2 separate regions of the Homo sapiens genome follow, and region 2 is linked to region 1. Evidence: chromatin loops called from intact Hi-C (ENCODE). Cell type or tissue: IMR-90. All regions are shown on one strand. Links, peaks and the distances in the headings refer to the core of each region. The heading gives the core; the rest is flanking DNA.

The links. Hi-C counts contacts between places; a loop is a spot of excess contacts. Peaks named below come from ENCODE experiments on the same cell type or tissue, not always from the same donor. Only the 100,000 strongest peaks of a DNase experiment are listed, where the experiment ranks them.
Region 2: a loop joins it to region 1, with 8 times the contacts of the local background. A loop is called at or near these places in 2 of 110 quality-filtered maps.

Annotation. Positions count from the first base shown.
Region 1 is chr6:44,576,352-44,584,249 of GRCh38, forward strand. No RefSeq gene overlaps it. Among named protein-coding and RNA genes, the nearest start is that of MIR4642, 140 kb to the left of the region's middle. In IMR-90, for the core only: no CTCF peak of the experiment used is centred there; a DNase peak (open chromatin) is centred at 4,770; H3K27me3 peaks cover 821 bases.
Region 2 is chr6:44,645,686-44,653,583 of GRCh38, forward strand. No RefSeq gene overlaps it. Among named protein-coding and RNA genes, the nearest start is that of MIR4642, 210 kb to the left of the region's middle. RefSeq lists enhancers at 5,721-6,222, 6,223-6,722. In IMR-90, for the core only: no CTCF peak of the experiment used is centred there; a DNase peak (open chromatin) is centred at 3,956.

The sequences.
Region 1 (7,898 bases), core at 1,754-6,753:
AGAACCACTCAAGAAAACTGTAGGGTGCTTAGTACATCCAAACATACATAAATACAGAGTCTGGCTCAAGATTTTTGGCCAGAGTCCCTTGAGAGTTATGAATCCCTCTTTGAACAATGGCAGCTATTATTAAAATCTAGAGACTTTGAGTTGGATTCTTTCTCCAGCCCAGACACTGATTCAGAACTGCAACATTCTAAACAGTGAGGCTAGAAACTGATGCCATTTCTGAGCTGATTTATTGAGAGGTTTCTTGATTTGGGTCAGGTTCCTGCAACATTTGGAAAGTGACGACTATAGCATCATTATTTCCCCCAAATGACCAAAATTATAGCCGGTAACTTGAGGCCAGTAAATTTCCCTGCAGCAGATGTTAAACTGTTTTAAAAGATGATTAACAATGGGGGACTTAGGCCCTATGGCAGAGCAAAATGGGCTGGTGTTGCTGAAGTCAACGTGTGAGGTAAGGGGCACATCCAGACCCCTGTGGTGGGGAGCCCAGGTTGGAGACTGTAAAAGCTCACAGGTTGTGGTGTAAATCAAGCCTGTGGTCCTGGGTGGCTGAACATGTGGTTCTGTGACAAGAGACCTAGCCTGGACGTTGGGAAGCCTGGGTTCCATGCTTGCTTCTGTCAGAATGTGACTCAGGGCAAACTATTTCTCTTCTCTGGGATACAGTATCCCCATCCTTTAACATAAGGACAGGTCACATTAGGCAGTCTCTAAGGTGTTTTGTGAGCTTTAGACTGATTTATTCTGTTACTTAAGAAAGCAGATGAATTATCCTTTCACCTCCATAAGAATCTGTGAATTTTAGATGAAATGACCACAAAAGAATCAAGATGGGTTATACAATTTTGTGATGCTCACTTCACATCACAACACTGGAAAGTATGGGAGTGAAAAGGAGTGAGGACGGACCCAGAGAGGCCACCCTTAGGATACCCAGACCAGGTCACTGGAAGCAGACACGAATGCTTTGCTGGTCTAGGACACCATCCCGTTGAAGTCTCCTTGAGAAATGCTATGCAGTTTTCACTCATCTTTCCAGCTGTCAAGTTCTCTACCTGTTCATCTCTGTTCCTTATTTCCTAAAGGGCTGTCATCTACCCATTACATTTGTGGATCAACTACTCAAAGTGTATACCTACGCATATTTATACGTACACATACGTACAAACAATTGTTGGCTAGAATTGAATGGTGTTCCCATGAACTTCCCCAGTGAGGATGTCCTGGGACCCCTTCCCCATCAACTCCCACCTCTCCAACCATCCTCCCAGCTCAAGGTCACTGGAGAGTGGAAAGGAATTAATCCGATAGACATGAGTATTGAGATCCTTTGGAAAAGTCCTGAAGGATCTTTTCTTTTTACATCCCTTCATCTTTTCCCCCCACATTAAGGAAAAATGGCCTGGGTCCTGTACCTCACAGCACTTCAGCCATGGAGCTCTGGGAAGTAAAACTTGAGTTCTCCCAGAATCCCTCTGCTGTATTATAAGATTCAACACAGCAACCCCCTCAGAAGAATCACCCATTATTTATTCATTCAATAAATATTTATTGAGCACTTACTAAGTGCCAGTTTCAGTGCTGGCCGTGGAGATTTAACACTGTGCCAGTAGACAGGAAAGAGCCTGGAATGTTCTAGGAAATGAAAGAAGTCCAGTGTAAGAAGCAATATAAATGAGGGGGAGAGTGATATAGGACAAGACTGAAAAGGTAGCAGAGGTCAGACCACAGAGGGTCAAGGTGACCTGAGAGATCAGTTTCCCCACCCACTGTCCTGAGGGCACTGGGACACACAAGAGACCGGGTTGAGAGAGGCCATGGGGAGGTGGGGCATCCCATGGACATTTCTTGGATCTCTCAGACTAAATTCTTAAGACAGTTTTAAACACAATGAAAATTGGCTTCTTAATGAAGTGAATTATTGAATGCACATGTGAAATATCTGGAACAGAAGAAGGCATGTAGGGTTTGGATTCAGACTTGAATTTGAATCTGGGCTCTGCAAATTTCTGGGTGATTTGGGGCAGGCTACCTAACATTTTCGACTTGAGTTTCTCTCATCTGTATGGTAAAGGCAGCAGTGTATCTCTCATGGTTCCTTAGGAGATGATCCACAGGTTGTGTTTGCACCACCTATAGTTGCATGCAGTTGATACCCCGCCTCCCACACCAAGCTCCTATCTACCCTATGGACATGAACATATTATCGTTCTCAGTTGCAAGCCACAGCATCTACTCTGGCTAGTTTAAACAGAAAATGAATATATTGAGAGATATTGGCTAACTCCCAGACTTGGGAGGGCTGGAGAAACACATTTAGGACTGAGCATCGAGGAACACTCTGAGAACCATGCTGCAGAACTGACCAGATCTGGAAGCTGCTTCCCCCACAAATGACCTAGAACCACTCAGCCACAGATGAACTTACTACCCATGCTGTTAAGAATGGAAACCCTGAGCCACAGAAGTTTCTGGCACTTGGGGATTTTAGGCATGTATTCCAGGCAACATTCTGTTCACAAAATATCTGGGTAATAAAAGACTGGAAGCCCCCTGCTATTTCTGGCCACACCCACTTGAGGTACCCCTGTTGGCTCTTCCTAAGCTGGTCATCTGATTCTCCACAAGCTTAGTTTGGGGGCTGCACATTCTGTAACCAAGAATTTTGGTTATATGCCGGTGATTGATGTCAGTCTGTCTCAGAGCTCCTCGTAATTTTCTTACCTTTTCAATCTCTAGTAGGTTACGAAGATTAATTGTACCATATGCACTTTTCTTTTATAAAGCAGCTGCCCTCCTCTCTCTGTCTCAACCTGTCTCTCTCTCCCATCCCCAGGTCTTCTGCCTGTCACTCTTTATTTCAATCTCCAGTAGGTTATGAAGATTAATTGTACCATATGCACTTTTCTTTTTTAAAGCAGCTGCTCTTTTTTCTCTCTCTCTCTCCCTCCCTCCCTTCCTCCCTCTCTCCCTCCCTCCCCCACCAGGTCTTCTGTCTCTCACTCTTTATTTCTCTTTCTCCTTCTTCATTGCCTTAAAACCAAACCAAATCACACACTTACTTCTTGAGACATCTTTGCTGTCATGGGCCTAACCCTGATACATGCTACAACATAGGTAGCATGTATCATCTATGTAGCCCAGAGCAGGGCTGTGGCTTGTCTGAGGTCACACGGCCAGCTGAAGGTCCTTGTGACCTGCAGAGGTGGAATCAGAGGCTCTGGATTCTTGTTTCAGCCCAGCCACCAACAAGGTGGGAATGCTTGGCAGGGCACTTCCTGTACTAGTCAAGACTGCAAGCTGTAGATGACAGAAACCCAGCTGGAACTAGCCTTGGAAAAAGAGACTTTGATCACTCATGCAGTCTGGAAAGGTACAGGTGGGGTGGGGAGGTAGCAGTCAGGGACTTGAAGTCACCAGAAGTCTCTCTGTGGCTTTGTTCCACTTTTTCCTACCTTGGATGGGAATTTTCTACACAATGAGGCCATGGCTGTTGCCTGCTTTTGTTTCACATTTCCCAGAGTTAGCCCACTGAAAAGGAAACAGCTTCTCTCTTAGCTCCAGGTTAAACTGTCCAAGCAAGGTCTTTGGTCATGTGACTTACTCTTTGGAACAATCACAGGGCCAGCCAAGTGTGATTGGCTGAGTTTGACAAACCACCATGGCCAGGGACATGGGGTCATGCTGGTCTGAGAGGGAAAGGGGGACAGGGGCCCCAAAGAAGGTGGGTGGGAGCACAGATATGACCACAGGGGAGTCATTGACAGTCAGGTGGCCCCACGATTTGTGTGGGCTCCACTTTCTCTAGGTTTGCTCTACCCATGTCTCCTGTGCATTACTATGGGGGTGGGGAGGTCTAAAGTGGGACAAATAAGGTGCACTTAAAGAGAGGTCCCCACTGAGTTTCCTAGAAGAAAGAATGCCTTAACACCCATTGTCCCATGGATATGGGCTAATTCATTCTTGTCATCTGGAAGAGAACAGAATCCTGAGGAAATGAGACACAGGACTGGTCATTTTTACGGCGGGACAAGAAATCAGAGTGGTATCTTAGAAGTGTTGGGGGCACAGAACTGTGTCTTCTCCTGCCAGCAATACCAAAACCCAAGTCCACTCCCTGGTCCTTGAAGTTTTTCCTGTTTTGCTCACTAAACCATACGTTCTAGCTCGATAACAGGCTCTTTTAGGAAATAATAGCATTGCTCTCTAAACTGAAAGCATCGGACTCTGGCCTGAGAGTACTGTTGTTATTATGGTTATTATTATTTGAAGTGTGCTAATAAAAACACAGCTTCAGGACCCTAAAGTGATTTTATTGCACTACTGTAGACTAGTCATTGAGTACCTCTCAAATTTAAAGTGCTTTGTTTGATTGGCTTTTCAGATTAATTGGTTGGCTAACAAGAAATCTTTTTGTTTGTTTGCTTAAAATCTTAGGGATGAAAATCCTGATGGAACTTATTAGTCCCTATCCCTGTATCAGCAAGAAGAATGTAGCAAAGAGAAAATCTCTGGAGGCTGGAAGGCTTAGGCAGACAGCAGGTATGAAGCCATTGGCGCGCTCTGAAATTTATCTTTTGTCTATTTTTTTAGTATATCCTAGTCCAACAGTATCTGCCTTTGTCATATTCTCTACCATTTCTTGACATTTTTTGTCAAAGATAAACCTTTATTATTTTATCATTAGTCACTGGCCACAGGAATTCACTTTTTCAGTTATCTATGCTGCTTCTAAAATGCTACATCGATGGCTGCTCCAGCTTTGTTCTGGGTTCGTGCCTGCCTAGAAACCAGTGACTCTGGGTGTAAACAGCGAGGGGGTGAGACACTGCTGAATTCCAGATTTGCTGAAATCTGGCTGGGACACATTGGGGGCAAATGTCAGTCAACCTCACACACTCAAGGCAGTGCCTTGTGGGGTAACAGCTCCAGAAGGGAAGGAAGGTTGCGTTTAACTAATCCCAGTGTTTATTCCGGAAGCTGAGCTTTTAAAGAAAATGCAGATGATTTCCCTCTGAAAGCGTAGACATTGTATAACCTCAAGTTCTGGTTACCCAAGGATTTACTATATTGTAGAGACTGGAAGGGGTCGGGGTGGAGAGAATTTGGAGTAGGTTGTTATGAAACAAGAAGCATGGACAAAAGCCAGGTACAGCCATGCCTTAAAGATGCACTGATGAACTCAGACTGTCTTCAGAAAGCCTTCTCTGGCATGGACCCTCTCCTTGACACCCCACTTTTGATTGCATTAGGGGGATGTTGCATTTATCCAAATCTCGAACACTCACTGAAGAAAAAAAACAAACTTCCTTTAGAGACATCAAATAGAAAGGGACCCTCACATCCCATTCAAGGCCATATAGGGCCTAGTCACAGCACTTTCACAAATCGGGAGGACTTGTTGCCCATAGACCAGGCATTAAACAAAGCTGAGCTTTCATTTCTCCATCAGACAGAAGGAAGTCACCTCATGTAAGTGAGGTCAGGCTCCATATGTTTTGTGGCACACGGTATATTGTTTTAATCTGCCGTGCTGTTTGGGGAGGAGAGGACTACATTGTATGGTTATGTATAGCTGAAAGAGCCCAAAGGTACCATCCCACTGTCCAGACTTCTTCCTATGGCAGGGACCTGTTGAGTTCTTCCCATCCAGGCTACCCTCCTTTCTGCTTACCTGAATACCAAGCAGGTACCGTCTCTTCTGTGGAGCCTTCCTGGGCTCCTCAGGTCTTCAAGTATATTTTGTCTAATATTAAGTTTGCCTTCCCAGCCTCCTTTTGGTTAGTACTTGACTGATGAATCTTTTTTTCATCCTTTTTTACTTTCAACTTTTCTGTGTCCTTATGTTTTAGGCGTGTCTTTTATAAGCAGCATATAGTTGTTTTTTTTTAAAAAATTGCAATCTGACAATCCTTGTCTTTTAAGTGATAATTTTAGTCTTTTTATACTTATGATTACAGACATATTTGGACATACCTATTGTTTTACTTCATACTTTCTATTTGTCCCTGCTTTTTCTATTATTTTTTTTCTCCTTTCTTGCTCTCTCTTGTTGAATTGTTTGTTTTCTTATTCCATTCCTCCCATTTTCCTACTGATTTGGATGTTATTTTTTCATAGAAATTTTGTGAGGCATACTAGACCAACCCCAACTTAATCAATATCTGAACCCTCTTCGCAAATAATACAAGAACCTTGTAAGATATTAACTCTTTGTGCACACTTTCCAGACATACATGCTTTTATATTCAGTATTTATTTATGTATTTTTAAAATCCTACAAATTAGATATTGTTATAAATTTTATATAGAAATTGTTTGTTTGGATTCGTATACAGGTTTATTCATCTCTTTGTTTACCAATCCTCTTGCATCTTAGAGCTCCTTTCTGGGATCATTTTACTTCTTCCTAAAGTATATTATTTAGAAGGGTTTTTTTTTTCCTACTAATTGCTTATTGGGTTTACTCTTAACTTTTGCATATCAGGAAATGTCTTGATTTCACCATAGTTCTAAAAGATAATTTTTCCAGACATACAAATATAGGTAGACAATAATTTTCTCCAAGCATTTTGAAGATTGTTTTCATATTTGCTGCTGAGAATTTTGCTCTCTGGTTGCTATGCCTTTTTTTGGATTATCTGTCTTCTCTCTCTGGTTGCTTTAATATCTTCTCTTTATTGTTGGTGTTCTACAGTTCATTATCATATGTTCAGATTGTGTGCGTGTGTATGTGTATAATCCTACTTAATATAGCTTGTGCTTCTTGTATCTGTGGATTCAGATCTTTCATCAGTTCTAAAGAATGTGAGGCCATTGTCTCCTTGACAATTGCCTCTTCTCCATCTTATCTTTTCTTCCTTCTGGAATTCTTTTTAGAATTGTCAAGCCTCCCTGTTCTCTCTCCCATGTCTCATAACTGCCTCTGGTCCCCATGGGTCTTCCTCTGCTCCAGACTCATACAATTTCTAGTTTATACCACTAAAGTTGAATATAGACACGATTTCTTCTGTTATTTCATGTTCAATCTGGTCTCCCTAACTAAACTCGAAGCCCCTTGAGTATAGCACCCCTGTCTTATGTACCATTTGTATTCTCATGGCACTTGGCTCAATTCCTGATATGATGAGTAGTCAGTGAACACCTTATTGATAGAGGCCTATTATTTCATGTTCCCAAATTGTCCCCTAGCTTGAGACTTACACACATGATCTCTTGGGAGCCAGATGTGTGCTTTGGGCCAGGACATGCCCGTTGTCTCTCTATAAGCCCTGAGAGCTTATAGTGCTTTGTGCAACGTGCCTCAGCTGACTTCCTTGGATTGTACCTTTTACCCTCATGATCCTTTCAGCACAGAAGGCTTGCCTGCATTATTGAAACTCACCCATTGTCTTTTCTATCTGGACTTTTCAAGTCAGCCCTGTTTGGCTGCCACCTCCAGCCCAGAAATATAATTCCAAAGGCCAGCCTTGGAACTACGTGGGAATGAGTGCTGCCTCTGAACAGCAATTTAGAGTTTGAGCTCTGCCTCTGATGGTCCTATGGGCCTGGGTTCTGAGTCTTAGTTTCTGTATCTGTAAAATAGAAATGATAGAGTTGTGAAAAATAATAGAGATAATGAACATTAAAGTGCTTAACAAATGTGAGGTATGGTGGTTATTTGCAAAAACATTAAATGATGGCTATAGACACAGGAAACAGAAAATAGTAGATACATTCATCTTTGGAAAAGTAAGGTCAAAACTATATTATTCTGCTTATCTTTTAATGGTTTTTTTTTAAACTTCTGTCAATCTGACTTTTTAAAAATTATTATTATACTTTAAGTTCTAGGGTACATGTGCACAATGTGCAGGTTTGTTACATATGTATACATGTGCCATGTT
Region 2 (7,898 bases), core at 1,696-6,695, 69 kb after region 1:
AGCTTCAGTCCATGCTTTGGGTCCCCAGACTGTGCTACTTCCAAAACCAGGCTTGTCTCCTCAAAAAGACAGTTGCGGCCGGGCGCGGTGGCTCACGCCTGTAATCCCAGCACTTTGGGAGGCCGAGGCGGGCGGATCACGAGGTCAGGAGATCGAGACCATCCCAGCTAAAACGGTGAAACCCCGTCTCTACTAAAAATACAAAAAATTAGCCGGGCGTAGTGGCGGGCGCCTGTAGTCCCAGCTACTTGGGAGGCTGAGGCGGGAGAATGGCGTGAACCCGGGAGGCGGAGCTTGCAGTGAGCCGAGATCCCGCCACTGCACTCCAGCCTGGGCGACAGAGCGAGACTCCGTCTCAAAAAAAAAAAAAAAAAAAAAAAAAAGACAGTTGCTCCTTGAGGGTAGGGACTGTGTCTGCCATGTCCCCTGTAGCCCCTGGCATAGCCTGCTGTTGGAAACAGTCAGCTCACGAGGATTTTCCTCATGCCTGTTCATGGTGGCTTCAGCCTCTCTCGCCTGGCATAGAAACCCAAGGGTCTCCCTGCTCCTTCTCCCAACAGGACTGCTGGGCAGAGGAAGACCCCCTTAGTTGGAGGTAGCCAGGCTGGGTTCCCTCCTGTGCTTGAGAGTGTGCTCCCATTGACATGTCCACCACTGTGGTTTCTAGGAGCTGCTCTGTGGATAGTGTATGTGTATCCCAGCCTCTTCTCCATCTTTCTCACCCCTCCTCCTCTTCCTCTTTGATAGTCTGAGTTCCAGGTCCACATGTGGTTCATTTAGTTATTTTTCAAAAAATTTCCTGGCCAGAGGATTTCAGCTTCCAGGAAGGCTCTCCCGGCAGAGCGTGGGAGTCTGAAGCTGCCCCGGGGGGGCCTTCTTGTGGTCAGGCTGTCTGCTCTCTCCACTCCTGGACACTATTTGTCTTTGACTCACCTCTTCTTCCACTATGAGTTATTCTTGCCTTGACCAGCCAGACCATGTGGGGAGAAGTCTTGGAGAAGCCCACAGCTTCAAGTTAGCTGGAAGGACACCTCGAGAGGACCTTAGGTGTGACCTCGACCAAGATCCCCTCAATACCAGCCCTGTTCCTGCACCTGCCCAAACCCAAAGGTTGAGCTGGGTCTGAGCTTCCACACTGATTTGTAACCCATTTCACCTTCTGATAAATATAAAAATTCCACGACTCCTTCTTCTGCCACCCGAAGATAATCTGAACAACTCCAATGAAGAATTACAATTATTTATATACCTGGCCTCATTTTTTGCTTTTTTTTTTTTTTTTTTTTTTCAAAGACAGGCTCTCACTCTGTTGCCCAGGCTGGAGTGCAGTGGCATGATCTTGGCCTACTGCAACCTCTGCCTCCCAGGTTCAAGCAGTCCTCCCACCTTAGCCTCCTGAGTAGCTGGGACTCCAGGCTTATGCCACCACACCTGGCTAATTTTTGTGTTTTCTTGGGGTAGGCAAGGGGTTTCACCATGTTGCCCAGGCTCAAACTCCCGGGCTTAAGCTATCCGCCCGCCTCAGCCTCCCAAAGTGCTGGGATTATGGGCATGAGCCACTGCTCCTGGCCTACCTGGCCTCATTTAACCCTATAGACAGACTCTAGGCACATGACCCCCAGCCAAGAAGATTTTGTAGAGCTGTCCTTTCTGCCTCTTAATTTATAAAACTAATAGGGAGGGACCCTTTTATTTTCCAATAGGAAGTAATATTAGGATGTTTAATGAGTGTTACTGGAAGGGACAGGTGTTCTTCCCTCACCCCGTGCCCCCTCTTCCTAGAGAAATACACATAAGGAAGCCAGAGGAATGGAGGAGGCCCTGGGTCATGTGACAGGCAGAGAAGAGCCCAGAGCCTTATGATCCCAGAAGCTGTGCTGGGCACAGCCAGCTTGGCCAGGGAAAGGCCTGGCCCTCTCAAAAGAGGTCTTCTCACAGAATCCAAGGCCTATACACCTCCTTTCCCCACTCCTTCCTTCTCCACCCCTCCCCAGGGGGGCCAGAAGGAGCAGAGGGAGCCCAAGACTCCTCATGGGGGGTTAAGAAAATGAAGAGGCTGGACTGTGGGGGAAGGAACAAAGAGCTAAAGGCACCGTGAAGCCAAGGAGGGAGGGTGAGTGTCTTCCACACTCCTGTGGACTGTGTTCAGGACAGATGCTAAGACACAACTTCGAAGTGAAAACTGGTGCATTTGGTTTAAGACTCCCTGTATAAGAGTGACTGAGTAACCACAGCAGGGCTGATATATCCCTTGTAATGTCATAGCCTATGATTACATGTTTTTCACACCATGTTTTATTCCTCACCCCAAATACTGGTGGTTTCAACATGCCTGTTCCTCCCTCCCCACAAATCACACAAAAATCCAGCAACTCTGACAGTCTTTGTTCTATGATCCTTGAGAAAGTCCTACGTTTCCAATGTCAACTGCTCAACCACATCATGGCCTTGATTTCCCCAGAATTGTACAGATGAGAAGCACATCTAGATCCTTCTCCTGCATCCCTCACTCTTGAAGCTCTCCCTTCCACAACACTGGCAGTGGTCTTCCAAGGAACCCCAGCTCCGTGGCTCCCAGGCTCTGAGTGGGCTTGCTGCTGGAGAAGTTGCTAACCCTGTGTGTGATGGTGAATTTTATGTGTCAATTTTCCTGGGCCGTGGAGTGTCAGACATTTAGTCAAATACTATTCTGAGTGTGTCTGTGAGGGCATTTCTGCATGAGATTATGTTTTGAATCAGTAGACTGAGTAAAGCAGATGGCCTTGCCTAATGTCCGTGGGCCTCATCCAATCAGCTAAAGGCCTGAATAGAACAAAAAGGCCAAGTGAGAGGGAACTCCTCCTGCCTGACAGCTTTGAGCTGGGAAGTCAGTCTCTTTTGGCCCTTGGAACTCGAACTGAAACATCAACTCTTCTCCAGTGTCAAGCCTGCTGGCTTTTGGACTGGAACTTACACCATCAGCTCTCCTGAGTCTCCAGCATGCTCACTGTAGATCTTGGGACTTAGCCTCCATAATCATATGAGCAATTCCTTATAATCTCTCTCTGTCTCTCCCCTGCTCCTTTACACATGCACATGCACACACTGTTGCTTCTGTTACTTTGGAAACTCCTGACTGATATACCATGATTCTTACAACTTGAGTTTCACCCTGCCTTGTGCCTGGACCCCACTCATACACATTCCTCTTCTCTGCACCTTTACCACGAGTCACACAGCCTCTGTTCTTCCTGCTTCCCACTGGCCAAAGCCTTCTACAGAGGCCAACAGAAACCAAAAGACCCCCGCTCACACTCTGTCTCTGGGTTGGAGTCCCTGCTCCACAAATGAGCCTTCCACCCTCCCAGTCCAGGGCCTTCCCACTGATGAAAGTGAAAATCTGAAAGGAGATAAGTATTTGGACAACAAAATAAATAGCACAGTATTGGATTATAAGCCAAAGTCTAATATAAATATCCACGAGTCCGTACTGATATAAATACATGACAGAATAAACAAATAACTGTGGAGAAGAGACCCATCTTCTGCAGAGGAATTCCAAATCCTGTGTAGATACTTCCTCCACGAGGACAAGGAGCTCCCTCTTCCTTGAGTGGAGACTGCACATAGCCACTCGCTTCCAAAGAATAGAGTGTGGTGAGGGTAAGGGATGCAGGGAATTGCTTTACAGCAGAGAATTACAAGTCACCTGGCAAACACTACCTTGGCCAGGTGATCAAGTGACATCAGCAGTGATAAGTCCTGTTCATAGCATGTACTCCCTGGTATGGTACAAAGAGAAGGGTGCTTCACCTCTGTGGTTGTCACCTAAACCCATAACTCTAGTCTAATCAAGAGAATATGTCACACCCAAATTGAGGGGTGTATTGCAAAACACCTGGCCAGTACTCTTCAAGGTCGTGAAAAACAAAGAAAGACTGAGAAATGGTCAGCCAAGAAGAGCTCAGGGAGACATGATGACTAAATGTAACATGATATTCTGGATGGGATCCTGGAACAGAAAAAGGATATTAGTTAAAAAAAATTGTGTGAAATCCAAATGGAGTCTGGAGTTTAGTTAATAGTAATGGACCCATGTTTCTTAGTTTTGACAATTGTACCGGGGAAACGTAAAATGATAACACCAGGGGAAACTGAAACTGGGTGACAGGCATACAGGAACACTCTGCACATCGTTGCAGACTTTTGGTGAATCTAAAATTGTTCCAAAATAAAGAGTTCATTTTAAAAGATGAGGTAGGCTAAACTAGAATATTTCTTTCTTTTGTGTGCATGTGTTATTATGCAATTGACATATAAATACATTGTGCAGGATTCAGACAAACAGAAGTTTACAGAACAAAACCAGGAAGTCTCCATCTCTCCTCTACCCCTGCCTTCCATTTACCTCCTCAGAGCTAATAATGTTCATTATGGCTCAAACCGGGAAACTGCTTACTATGTGCCAGGTTTTGCTAGAAATGCTTTGCCAAAACCGAGTGACTGAACTTAATCTTCATAACAACCTATTGGGATAGACACTGCTAGACTCATTTTACAGATGGAGAAACTGAGGCACATGGAGATTATGGAAACTGGCCAGGGAAGGTAGTAGGTGGCAGAGCTGGGATAAAAAGCCCAGGACAGGCCAGGCACAGTAATCCTAGCACTTTGGGAGGTCGAGGCAGGTGGATCACTTGAGGTCAGGAGTTTGAGACCAGCCTGGCCAACATGGTGAAACCCTGTCTCTACTGAATATACAGAAATTAGCCGGGCATGGTGGCGGGCACCTATAATCCCAGCTACTCGGGAAGCTGAGGCAGGAGATGTGATTGAACCTGGGCGGTGAAGGTTGCAGTGAGCCAAGATTGCACCATTGCACTCCAGTCTAGGCAACAGGGCAAGCAAGACTCGGTGTCAAAAAAAAAAAAAAAAAAAAAGGCCCAGGTGAGTGAGTGCCAGTATTCATGCTTTAACCACCAAGAGAGGAGGCACCACTTCCGCTTTTGGGCACAATCCTTGCGCGCACACACACACACACACACACACACATCCGTTTTATTGGGACTAACATCCATGTTGTTGTGCAACTTACTTTTCATTCTTAACACATCTCAATGCACCTTTCATGTCAGTATCTAGGGCCTACCACCATTGTTCTTAATTGTTCTATGCCAGTGCCTCTCAGCCAGGGGTGCTTTTGACCCCAGGGAACAGCTGACAAAGTCTGCAGACATTTTTGTTTGTCACAGATGGGACAGGGGATGCTACTGGCATCTGGTAGGTGGAGGTCAGGGATGCTGTTGAACATCCTACAATGCACAGGGCAGCCCCTAACAAAGAATGATCTGATTCAAAATGTCAATGGTGCAGCATGGTATCCTGTGGCAAAACTAGAAGATTCCTAAGCACCTTCTAGTTCTCACATGCCACAAGGATGTGTCACGCAGGGCCTTTCCCTCTCCCTCCCAGCTCTCTATGCTCAGTCCGTTTTCATCCCTTCCTGCCATGCACTCACCTCCTCAGCTCTCCTCCCAGCACACTCTTGTGTCTGGAAGCCACACTTTGCGGCATCTCCTGTTATCGCTCTTTTTTCACCTTGCAGATGCCATATTGTTCCTCGATGAATTGTCCCTGGAGAGCAATAATGGTATCCACTTCTGTAACATCCTCAGGGCCCAGCATGCTGTGCTCGGTGGGCAAATCGGAAATTACATCACTCCCATTCAGAAAGAAGTCTAACCATTCAAGATGATATTTGTACCCCAGGGCCTCTTAGCCCTGGCTGCACAGTAGAATCACCTGGGGAACTCTAAGTAAACACAGATGTCCCAGCCCCTTCCCAGACACCCATTGAATCACAACCTCTTGGGTAAATTCTGCACATCAACATCTTTTAAAACTTCCCTCGCTGATTCCAACGCCCAGTCAGGGAAGAGAACCACCACGCTAGTCAGTTACTGCTGCAGAGTTATCACAAACATCTGAACCGAATTCTCACAGTTCTTGAGATAGAGCCTGGTGATAAATTCCTGTCAAAGGAAGGGTCACGTCTAATTTCTGTTCTCTAATCCAGGGCTTCGCTCACTCTAACGGGCACATGAATCACCTGGGATCGTGATAAAATGCAGATTTGGGTTCAGAACGTCTGAAGTGGGGCCGGAGGTGCCGCATTTCTAACAAGCGTCCTGGGCTGCTGCTGCTGCCGCTGGTCCCGGGACCGCATTGTGAGCAGCAAGGCTTGGAATGTTGCTTCAGGGTGTAGGGGCCTTCAGGCTCTTTCCCAAACTTAGGCTCCGAAATGTTTGCTTGTTACTTAGCCAGGCAGGCACCCGGGTCATCCTCTTGGGAAACAGCTTCAGTGCAGGTGAGCTGAAACAAAAGCTCTGAAGAGAAATGGTAAATGTTTACTGGGAGTTAGGAAAAAACAAACAAACAAACAAAACAAAGAAAGAAGCAGAGGAATGCGACAACTCCTAAAACTTAGAAATAAAAAGATAAAACCCCAGAACTTCAGGGCGCCTTCCAGTTTTAACAGTCTTGGTTTGATGTCCATTAGAATGTCAGCTAAGATCCATCAAGGCTGCAATTTCCTCCCACAGACTTGGGACCTCATTTTTGCTGCTTGAGCCGCACTCTGTTCTCCATCAGTGGGATTTACGCATATGGAACCGAGTGTGGAATTGGGCCCATTACATTTAACTTCCTATATCTGACATATTTAATACCTACTTTTCAAATAAATGAAATCCCTGTTTAGTGCCGGCCTGGAAAGGTGCAGTTGGTTAAGGAATTTTTCATGGGCCTGCGCAAGGCGACTCTGTCAAACCCGGCAGCCTCTTGAAGAGGGTGCAGTGACCGGGGTCTCTCAGAAATGGGGGGACAAGGTTATAGAATAATGGAACAGCTGTTACAATAAATGGGCAAATGCATTTTTTTAAAAAAGTCTTAAGAGCTGCTTTGTGTGCAGAATTATAATCACACATAAAAATGTGTGTGTCTCAGAATTGGGGAAGGAGAAGCTCTCAGAAGGCATCAGTTCTAAGAATCTGCTTTCATTATGTGCCATTCCAGAGGGATGAATGGACCTTGACTCTGTGAAGTATAATAGCAAAGTCACAACTTGGCCTAGCTTTCACTTAGCCTCCACATCCTCTCAAACAACAGCAAAGGGGGCTGGGGCTTGGAAGGGGGCAGCCAAGGCTAGGGGGTGATACCTACTCTCACTCCACCCTTACCAACCAGCTACCTGGTGGGACATGTCGAGGTGAACATGCCACAGGGCATCTGAACTGGGCCAGAGCTGGAACTCCAGAAGCTGGAGCTTCTGGGGTGAAGCTTGGGGCAACCCCACACCCTGTCTTCTACCCTAAGGATCCATTTGCAAGAGTTTCTATGCACAGCGTCCTTGGTTTGGGGCTAATGGAGAAGTGGTACGTGTGTGAGTCAAGGGGTACCTAAAGAAGAGAGAAACATAAAGATAATGCAGAGGATAGTGTGTGTTCCCTAGTCTCAATGGAGAAATAGAGAGAAGTTCTTTTCACGAGCTGCCCTCTGAGCTTCCAGGGTCCAAATACTGCTGCTTTGCAACCCAGTGACAGGATGGCAGCGGGGGCCAGCTACTTTCCCTTCTTGCTGACAAAACCCAGGCTCTCTGTCTTGTCACTGTCCTCAGTTTTAGAGTATGTGTCACTGGGTGTTGGTGTCACTGGACTTTGGGTCCTGGAACTGGCTGAGTGGAGATGAGGTGGGGGTGCCATTAAGTGTGCAGGTGGGGTGGGGACTGTGTGTGTAAAATTCTTTTCTCTATTCTATAGGATTCCCCTTTGGCTACTCATCTCAGTCCTGCACCCTCCAGAGCTTCAAGGAGCAGAATACTTAGAAAAGCAAAAAAGGGAATCTGGGAAACAAACAACAAC